Linked DNA regions of Mus musculus: region 2 is linked to region 1. The links are chromatin loops, found by intact Hi-C in ENCODE. Cell type or tissue: left cerebral cortex. All regions are shown on one strand. Links, peaks and the distances in the headings refer to the core of each region. The heading gives the core; the rest is flanking DNA.

Region 1 (5,690 bases), core at 266-5,265:
CAAGCACTGAGAGAAGAAATTGGCACAAGCATTCATCCCTAAGAAGCTACCTTCAGTTGATAACACTTGCATATTAAAATAATTGCTTTCCAGTGGAGTTCCATATGGGTAACAAAACAATTCTAAAGGATCAGATTTCATGTCTAGCAGTAGATGACCAACAAAAAGCAAAGTCAATGGTATTTTTTTAAATCCAATGTTTGTCTCACAATGTCAAATCTGGGCATTTTTTTTTAAAGTAATAGGTTCCTTATGTACAAACTATGTCTTCTGTTTTTACGTTTTCCTGGGACTTATGTGTGTGCAACCCCCCACCCCCCTCTCTGTGTGTGTGTTTCTTGTACTTTTCCATGGCTTTTTGCTTGTTTAGTTGTTTTTTCTTATGTTTTTACATTTTATTATTGTTTTTAGATTCAGGTTTATTGTTTTGATGAGACCCAGAAAGGCTGTGGATTTTGATGGGAGTTGAGGTTGGCAGCATCTCAGAGAAATTGGTAGAAGGAAGCAATAATCAGAATATAAATTATGAATAAAATCTATATTCTTTTTTCCATTTTGTTGAAAATAGATTTTTTTCATGTAATATATCCTGCATATGATTTTCCATTTTTGTCTCCTCCCAGTTCATCTCCTCCTCCCCTCCCATCCAATTTCCCTCCCAGTCTGTATCACATTAGAAATGATTAGAAAGTGATAATAATATATAAAATATATTATGAATATATCATTTTAAAATATAATAATTATATGTATAAGAAAAACTAATACATCAGAGTAGGTTAAGACAAAGAAAAAAGTACAAAAGAATCTGACACATTTCTTTGCTTACTCAAGAATTCCATAACTACACTAAAATGGAAGCCATTTTATATATGTAAAAGTGTTGGTCTAGACCCATGCAGGCCCTCAGCATGCTTTAATTTTCAATACTACAAAAAGAAAAAATATTATTTCCATATGTTTTAAGGCCATTTCTGGTAAATTTGGCTTAAGATGCTCTTCAGAGAAGTCTTAAATGCTCACTCAAATCCATCAGGTGTGAATCCTACATGTACAAGAGATTCAATTCTATTAGATGTTAAGTTAGTATTTGTAGAAGAATGACAGACAATTTTTTCACATCATCCTGTGAAATTTTTCTCAAATAAATTTGCTATTGTGTGAAAATATGAACTAGAATGAAAATAAGGAAGAATCTTGTGCTACAGAAGTTGGCCAGTCATTAGTACACTCACTTCAGAAGCTAGAGGACTACAGTTTGATTTTCAGAACTCTTGTAAAAAGATAGATTGTGTGGTATGTAGTTACAATCCTAGTGCTAGCAAGTAGGCAAGGAAAATCCCTGGGAGTCATTGCCCAGACACTGTATTCTACGTTGGTGAGCTCTACTTCAGGAAGCCCTGTTTTCCAAATAAGGTGAAGTGTTCTTGAAGAAATTTTGCCCAAGTTATCCTCTGTTTTACAAATGTACACAAATACATATACAGGAACATCTACACATATACAGGCACTTGTGCATACCCTTTGGTTAGTTAAAATGTTTAACACATAAAAATTGTATACCTTGTAATGTATTTCAACATTGAATTTTTTTCAAGTTCCTACCAGATCATTAAACTCTGGAATTAATAAAAACAGGGTTAACCTTGGAAAATTGTGTGGATATGGTTAGGAAAGTTTCAGTGCATAATTTGTTAATGAGATTCACAGAGATTGTGTGAGGTGGATGGAGAGCTAGCTTAGAGGTTAAGAATACTGACTGCTCTTACAGAGGGCCTGAATTCAATACTCAGCAAACACATAGTCACTCATCTCATTTATAATAAGATCTGATGCCCTCTTCTTGGTAAATAAGCATACATTTAGACAGAACACTATATATACATAGTAAGTAAATAAATCTTTAAAAAGAGAGGTTGAGTGAGCGATGATAGAGTATTACACTATTTTTCAGCCTTGTGCTCACAACTGATTTATGAGAAAAGAACACATGCTCAACTTATGCAATGATAGACTTGTTCCTAAATATAAAATGTCAGCCTAACCATTTCAGAAAATAGCGTAACAGCAGTGAAAGAAAAGATTGTATCTTTTGAGGGGCAAGATTTGGCATTTTATAGGGACAAGAGACATGACTAAGTGACATAGCCTTAGCTTGATCCAAAACTAGATTGGGAGGCCATCAAGGAAACAAAGCAGTGGGGACCTTGTAAATTCCAGGGGCCCCACAGGTAACATCCAAATAATCATGGAATGAAACGATGTTACCTAAACATGGACTTTAAATATCTACAATTTTTGTAAAATTATTTCTCAAAAACTATATTACTAAATCAATAATCATTTCTACTCCAGATATTTTAACAAGTAAGGACATTCGTGTCAACATGGAAATAAGTTCTGGGAGAGATAACCCAGGGCAGATATATAAGATAGTGTACTTAGGATCTACTGAGCCCAGACTCCCTCTTTTGTCTTTTATCTTTGAAGGGGGTTGTCTAGATTTATTTCTAAGTTGCAATGTCTAAGTTGTAATGTAAGTTGTTTCTAAGTTCATTATAAATGCCATCACTAATTTTTTTGTAATCTGTTCATGGTTTGTTGAGATAAAACTTACCATGTAGACCAAGAATGTCACAAAATTGTGATCTTTCTATCTTAGTTTTATATCTACATTACATATGTGTGTACTTTCCTAGACATTCTTTTTCAATCTTATTCTAAATGAAAGGAAAAGACATGAAGTTGTGTGTGTGTGTGTGTGTGTGTGTGTGTGTGTGTGTGTAAAACCCTTGCTTTCGCTTACGAAGGAACACACTGCCCTTTTCCAACTCATTTTTCATATGGTTCCTTGGCCCAAGTTTGGTAACATGAGTACTGCTAATTGCAAGAGCAGGCTGGGGATGCAGATCTTAAGATTCACGCCTTCTGGTAGACCGGACTGCATCAACACTTCAGGCAGCGTAGGCAGAGTGTGGTAAGGAAGCCACTTGTCTGATTGCTGTCTTATATAAGCCTCTGTAAGAGCAGAAGGAGAAGGCTTCTTTTCTCCATGACTAAGGAACTCTGATACAAGATCTGAATATGGCTTCTGATAGCAAAGAGGAACACACCTAAAAGACCAATAATAAGTTGAGAACCCACATTTTATTACCCCAGGAGCCAAGTTCTGGCTATAATCCACAGTAGGGTGAGAGACAATCCTGAGTCACAGATATGAGGGTAATTAGGAAAAGTCCTTCATTTCAGACCCTGTATTTTGAGCATAGTTGCACAGTGCCCGCATTTGTGAAATTATAAAACAGAGAAAATGCATGATGACTTTTATCTGTGGTAATAAATTACACAGCAACAGATGATGAACCAAGGATGAATAGTTTCACTAGAAGTCATTGTGGTTCAAAACACAATTGTTGGCTGAGGAACCCAGAAAAAATGTAAAGAGTGGGAAGTGAGTGAGTGCATCTGTCTACAAAATATTTTTAAACTACATTACTCTCTCGAATATGTGCTTAAGTAAACTACAAGAATTATTGGAACACTGTTTTAACCTAATAATTCACTGCTGCTTTTGACTATTTTGGAATATTTTGTAATAACTTTTCCAATATCTTTTTTTTTTCTTCAAGTTTGGCTGTAGGAAGAATAAGGTGTTTGCTACTGAGATGGGTGACCTGAATTAGACTCCTGGAAGCCACAGGTAGAAGGAAAGAACAGATTCCTGAAAGTCACAAGTTGTCCTCTTCTAAAAAAAAGTATCACAGCACACATGTATACACTCTACAAACACTTAAAACAAATTATTAATTATTAATTAATTAACCGGCCCTAATACACCATCAATTTTTTTCTATTTGTTTCAATTGTTTGCATTCTAATTACCACTTTTAAAAAATATATGACATTTACAGGTTATTGTAAAGAATCAAAAGGACATGGTAATGAAAAAATATGTAACTATTATTCAATACAGAATGAATACAATTTATTTATAGGATGTACACCACAAAACAGCTAAAGCAGAAAATGCCACCTAACGCCTACTGGATCTATGGAATTGAGAGAGTGATACAAAACCTTTAGACTTCAACTGAGGTCATTTTATAGTTTTTCAACCATTTAAAAAGTTGTTGGATCGAAGTGCCCACACTTTGGTTTTCCTTCTTCTTGAGTTTCATGTGTTTTGCAATTTTTTTCTAGGGTATTCTGAGCTTCTGGGCTAATATCCACTTATCAGTGTGTGCATATCATGTGTGTTCTTTTGTGAATGGATTACCTCACTTAGGATGATATCCTCCAGATCCATCCATTTGTCTAAGCATTTCATGAATTCATTGTTTTTAATAGAAGACTTCGACCCTTCTTAGAAGGGGGAACAAAATACCCATGGAAGGAGTTACAGAGACAAAATTTGGAGCAGAGACTGAAAGCATGACAATCCAGAGACTGCCCCACCTGGGGATCCATCACATAAACAACCACCAAACCCAGACACTATTGCAGATGCCAACAAGAGCTTGCTGAGAGGAGACTGATATAGCTGTCTCCTGAGAGGCTCTGCCAGTGCCGGACTAATACAGAAGTGGATGCTCACAGCCATCCATTAGACGGAGTCCAAGGTCCCAAATGAAGGAGCTAGAGAAAGTACCCAGGGAGCTGAAGGGGTTTGCAGTCCCATAGGAGTAACAACAATATGAACTAACCAATAACCCCAGAGCTCCCTGGGACTAAACCACCAATCAAAGGAAACACATGGAGAGACTCATGATTCTAGCTGCATATGTAACTGAGGATGGCCTAGTCAGTCATCAATGGGAAGAGAGGTCCTTGCTTCTGTGAAGGTTCTATGTCCCAATATAGGGGAATGCCTGGGCCAGGAAGCAAGAGTGGGTGGGTTGGGGAGCAGGGGGAGGGGATAAAGGATAGGAAATTTTTGGTGGGGAAACTAGGAAAGGGGATAACACTTAAAATGTAAATAAAGAAAAATATGTAATAAAAATGTTGTTGGTATAAATAGCATTAAGAAATGGTTGCATTGTAAACAACATATTTTTCCCCTTATGAGATACAGAAGGCATCCGTTTTGGCCCAGAAGTCAAGAGGGAATACTTGACTCTCTAAAGGAAAGGTGCAGCTGGAATTCATGTAGCAAGTAATGCAGGGTACCTCCAATTTAATTAGTTTAACCACTTGAGTCCTTCTGAATGAGCTAAGTACATGGGGTTAATCACTTATCAGTAGGAACATATAAGGCTTATGTGCAGATATGAATGCAGTCAGCAGGTGATAGTCTGACCTATGTGTTCTGCCCTGCCCTCTGCACGATGAAGCCAGTGAAGCATTCAACCATTGAATTTCTTGGCTGCTTAAATGTCTCATACAATACTCAGGTCACATTAGCCTTGAGGATTTATTTTGTTACATTTCCTTAAGTGATTGAGTGCTATTGTTGTGGGTTTTGCTTATACTGGTTTTGGCCTTTAATTTTTTTGTTGGATTTCTAATTGTACTTGCTTTTTCATTTTACATTTCTCCACAATAAATAACAAAGAATAATTACTTATCTAGAAGAAATTTCTATAAGACCACTTTATAGTTATTGAATTGATATCTGTTAACAATTTCAAATATAAAATTATAAATATTAATATTTTTGAAATATTGGAAAACTAGTGGACTTTCAAACTTGT
Region 2 (5,690 bases), core at 527-5,526, 390 kb after region 1:
CTATGAAAATTCTAATTTCACAACCTAGACAAGATAAGACCTTACAGAGACAAAGAATTTGTCTGCCTATTCCTCCTTTGCCCCATGAACAGCACTTGATAATTCTGACGCTCTATAAGATGGTGTTTTATGGCGTTTACGTTATTATCTCACACAAGAGGAAGAATATTTTACATTCCGAATAAAGATTCTGTGGGCCCTTCACTTCTTTTAAATGTTTTACTTGTTTTTCCAAATACATTGTCTCCTATAGGTATTGTAGCACTAGTTGATGATCTTTTGAAATGGATTATTTCTACAACGCTAACTGTTTATCATTCATTTCTTGCTCAGTTAGTAAATAAGGGGAGAAGCAATGTCAAAAATAACATAGACTTGGTCTTTGCTCTGTTGTATTAGCTTTAACGAACAATCACTTTTAAGAGCATTACGGCACGATTTCCAAATACTTTTCACACTTCATTTACCGATTATTATGGAAAGATAGGAAATCATTATCTGGCTAATGAGCTATAAGCTATAAGTTAAGGGACTTTCTTCTACACACTGAATGTGTGATTACCAAAATTGTCTAACCTTCTCACAATACACAGAAAGATGCTATTTTATTGATGACTCATCTACAAATATAGGAGAAATTACTGGTCCAGATATTCATCAAGCTATTAATAAGCCCAACAGGTAGAACTGTCTGTTATTATTCATCTATTACAGTTAACTCATAAATCTTTATATACAATTTCTGATTCTGCTTAAATTGAGCATTATTTCTAGCAATAGGCTCATACACATGTGCACTCTAACCTCTTCGGTGTTATTACAGAGGGAAATATATAAGCTGGAGCATTAACCTGCCCCATTTTTACTTTTCAGACAAAAATTAGGAAGGAGTGGTCATCTGTCATTGCAGATGGACCCATTGAAAAAATTCTGGAATCCTTTTCAGCTGCTCTGTCCTGGGTCACCAAGAACAAATATTGAGAGCATGAGGAGACAATGGAAGTCACCAGAGAAATAGCAAACCTGCAGCTAAGGGACAAATGAGATACTGACCATGTTGTCAAAAGTCAACTATGCCTACTTGTGGCCAAGATAAGACCCTATGCACCAGGAAGGAGGTTATTCTGAGAAGCATCCACAGCTCATTGTCACCTGAAATTCTTTCCCTGGCAATGCTAACTGGTTTGACCTATGCATCTGTCAGGAGTGCCTCTGAACCAGTGTATTGGTAATATGTTCTTTATTCTACTTTGTGTCAGTGTTCATGTTGTATGATCCAGCTCCTTTTAAATTTACTAGAGACTATGTTTATAAATAGATCTTGGGACCATAATAGTTTCATTTCTTTATTTGGAGAAGGGACTGCATTTATTTTTATTCTTGGGGTTTAAATCATTTGTTATTTCCATAGAATATCATAATTTTTACATTCATATGGGATAACGTCTTACAAAACACTGGGGCTATTAATGATTGGTCTCTTTTGAAGCTATTCCCTAGATTTTTCTGAACAGGATGATAATGTAACTTAATAGTACTAGACATAGTTTGGATCCCTATTATTGATAGCAGAATATTACACACAATGGCTTTTCTGTTTTAATATTATTCATTATGATTACATTTGCTTGTTTGTGGGTTGCAAATGTATCAAATGACATTTAGACATAGCTACAACATCTCAAATCAAAACCACTCTGTATGTCCTATATTTTTTTTAAAAAGGATGTGGGGGGCATTTTAGAACATGATCTAAGAATGAAGTCATGTTTCTGTTTCTTTTACAAATAGTTTCTATTTCTTTGTATAATTTACTGGGTAGTCATCAATAAATAATTACCTTACTGATCGATAAATATTACTTAAGATAATAAATAGACAGAGAATATTCTTTCAAGAACTCGAAACTGATACATAACTTTTTGTGTTTAGTGGGTTATCAGGTAGAAGATTAGTTAGATGACTTTATACTTTCCCCCGGCTACATATCTTAAACTTGGATTCAATCAAGTAATTTCATGTCATGACATTGCTCTTTATAAATCAAGAGATTTCTTGTGATACTGAAGAAATAATATTCTCTTAGGTTTTTAATTAAAGGATACAATGCAAATATCTTACTTAAATTTATCATTTATTGAATAGCTTAGCAATTACAAATCAATTTATAATGTACCAAAAGTAATTTTTTGTCTCAAAGCATAAATACAAAACATCAGTGAATATCATTGACTTATATTTGTGATTTTAATTACCACCTGAGAGAAAAAAATCAACGATTTTGTGTTGCAATCAAAAGAACATTCAACTATTACTTTCAACAAAAATTTATTATTTCCAGTACCACCAGTTAAACTGAAAACTTTTATAGCTGTATTCTCTACATTGTATGTCTCTTATGAAAATATAGAAACAGGAAATTCACAAAATATTTTCATAATCTTTACCATTTCACTTTACATAACAGAATGTCTCCAATATTCCAAAGGAAGTAATTACCATGAGGAAGGAAGCCATCACTCAGGCAGATGTCCTGAGAGTATTACTCTCATACATGTGGAAGGGATGCTCAGAAGCCTGACATTTGAAATGTGGTAAAATCCTAAGGTGACAGAGCCTTCTGGGAGCTCAAACAGAGAATGTTGTTTGGAAAGTGTTGGCTCAGAAGCAATGAAACACATCTTGAGTTTTAATTTTGGATTAGGATTTAGTCTGAGATCAGACTGCTATTGCAAAAATCACCCACCAAGTGAGTACTACTCCGTGTGCCCCACAGTCACCAGCAGCCTACAGAGTGCGGAAGACATTACTTTTTTATAGAGTGTTGAACTTTCCTTTTTTCACACCTCCTTCATATGCAGCTGGAGCGCCTTGAAGTCTCAGTAATAGTTTGGTTCATTGCTGCTGCTATACAGTTTCAGTTTTCAATTTTTAGACACTCACTAAAAGGGACAGAACAAACCAGGAATTCATTTGTTAGAAAAAGGATTATTACTACCATTGAATATTCCAATATTTTTTCAAATTAAAAATGTCTTTGGTTGAAATTATTACTAATAATACATCCAGACAAAATTAACATTTTATTACAACCATTATGAAATATTGATAACTTAAAATAATGCCAAATAATTAATCAGTATTCCTTTAGATATACTAATATAAATATATAAGTTATTACTAAGGTCTTTGACTATATATTTATATAACACATACAAGAACCAGATGGATGTTCATATTTATATATGATTTACATACATACATATGTGCTGAAACATAGTTAGACCTCTTAATGTGGATGTTAATTATTTATAATCTGTGTTTTTAATGCCCTTTTTGAGCAGCCATTCATTGACAATTTAAAATCCCATTATATATATTCAGGTAAGCTTTCAACATCATAGTGGATGAATAGTAAATACACACACACACATACACACACACACATATATATCCATACCAGGCAGCTAGAAGTCTTCTTGCACATACACAGATATAAGCATACAACTATTGGTAGAAAATGACAATAATAATTTTTTTTTGTATCATGAATTCCTGACAGTGCTGCTTGTAAAGTCAACATTAAGATTGAATTTTAATATCAGGGTACAAAAAATAGTGATTTTGTTCTAATCTTTTTCCTATAATACATTTACATAGTATACAGATTTTGTATCATTGGTATATATTCATAATGTATTCCCTAAAAATATCATGACTGTATATTTCCCTAGATAACTGTTATATTTGAAGTTTTCATTTTCATTTCTGTTTCAGTACCTAAATTACATATTAAAGATAATATGGTATTGAGAGTGTATTGAATTTAACTGTTATATCCAGAGAAATGATAATTAAATTGTTTTTAAAACTTAAATGAAAGTATTTTAAGTTAGCATGTATAATAAAAATTACATTAGGATGTTCCCTACAATCCACAACTTCTGAGATATAGTTTATCAGTCTTCTGCTGCATATATATCTATGTATTGAGATGTACTATAGTCACTCTGCAGGTATATACAAGTGTATACGGCAGATACCAAAGATTCATCAAAAAGATATGGACTCAGTACTTCCGTATAAGTCTTTCAGGGGAAGGAGTGGTAGCCTGTAGAGAAGGGAGAGGGTGTTGGCTTCATGGTTATTAGTTATAGAGCAAAGCTGAAGTGCTGTTTCCCAAGTGGGCAGAGTCTTCTTTGGTTTACCCTTCTCCTTCTGCCAAGAACACATGGGCATATATCAGTTAGTTACCATGTAGCATACACAGGCAGAGTGGATGGAGGTGCTTGCCAGCTGACTACAGTTAAACATCCAAAATGGAGTCGGACTATATTATAATGTGACAAAGTAAACTATGGCCAAACAAGTTATTATTGGTTAAAATAGAAAGTTTCATTTAATTTAACTCAAAAAAAGTATTCTTTGGAACAGTTTTAGATTTCACGTCTGCAGTTGTACTCATTATAGTGAGTAATCCCATATAATATATGCACCCATGCATCACACTGTAGCCAACTCAGCTGAAGAACTCTGTCTATCACTGTAAGAGTCTGTTTTTAACATAGACAATATGTCTGTCTTGGTTGCTGCCAGCTTGGCATTTCCAATTTTCTTAAGCATCTTTAAGTTTTGTCTTTAAGAAATACAATTTCACTACTCCAGTTTCTAACAGGGCATCACCATTGGACTGATTTTTAATCTTATCTCTATGACTTCTCTTTAAAGCAGATGATAACACCATATACAGATTTATCTTAAACTTAAAATTATTTTTCCTGTCTTTTCATGTTTTTTGATAGACCTCCTAATAGGATGAAAAATTGTTTTATATGATGGATATTCACAGTGACGTTTCAGTTTCTTCAAGATATTCTTAACATATCTTTATTGCACTGTGAAAGAGAAAACAAAACCACAAGTGATGTAGATTACATCTGACTTCATTTGCTTTGTTTCTGGTTCAATTTTAAAAATACTAAGTGTAAGTAGCAGCTCAAGTTTATTCCCTTGTCCCTTTACACATGGATTTTAAATTATTGACAATTTACTTAAATAGTTTGGTAGTATATGAGTGATTTTGAAAATATTTGTATTTAATACAGTAAACATTATTTGGTCCTATTCTCCTAAACCCTTAGATTTTCTTATATGTGAGTGAGCACATTGTGTGTCTACCTTATGTCCTCTTAAAAAATATAAAGAATTAATAATTTTCTTTTTCATTTGTTCCAGAATTGTCTTTAATAAGATGAAAAATCTAATATTGTCGATTTCTGAAGTGAAAAAAAACAAAAAACAAAAAACCAAAGACTATGAGAGATTTACACTTTGTACAACACAATGATATAATCTACAAAATTCCTACTTGAGGAATTTAATAGTTTTTAAAAAATTGTAAAAGTCATTACATGCGAAAATATCATTGTATTTTCACACATTATAGACAACAAAAGCAGAAAGAAACAAGAAATGAAGGTTTTACATTTCCAATCAGATAAAGTATTCCTGTAATGAGAAAGCAACATGGAAACTAAATAGCAAGTGAGATATTAGACATTTACCACTGGGATGTTTTATAGATGTTAATATATGTGAAGAGAGAGCAGCAGACAATATGACTGGCATAATACAGAATTTTTGCAGTAGAACATCATAAAGTAAATATAATTTCTATACATACACACTAT

What was found. Hi-C counts contacts between places; a loop is a spot of excess contacts. Peaks named below come from ENCODE experiments on the same cell type or tissue, not always from the same donor. Only the 100,000 strongest peaks of a DNase experiment are listed, where the experiment ranks them.
Region 2: a loop joins it to region 1, with 22 times the contacts of the local background. A loop is called at or near these places in 2 of 42 quality-filtered maps.

What each region holds. Positions count from the first base shown.
Region 1 is chr14:83,244,180-83,249,869 of GRCm38, forward strand. No RefSeq gene overlaps it. Among named protein-coding and RNA genes, the nearest start is that of Gm24774, 160 kb to the right of the region's middle. In left cerebral cortex, for the core only: no CTCF peak of the experiment used is centred there; DNase peaks (open chromatin) are centred at 2,937 and 3,369; H3K27ac peaks cover 365 bases.
Region 2 is chr14:83,635,746-83,641,435 of GRCm38, forward strand. No RefSeq gene overlaps it. Among named protein-coding and RNA genes, the nearest start is that of Gm24774, 230 kb to the left of the region's middle. In left cerebral cortex, for the core only: no CTCF peak of the experiment used is centred there; DNase peaks (open chromatin) are centred at 2,779, 4,277 and 4,511.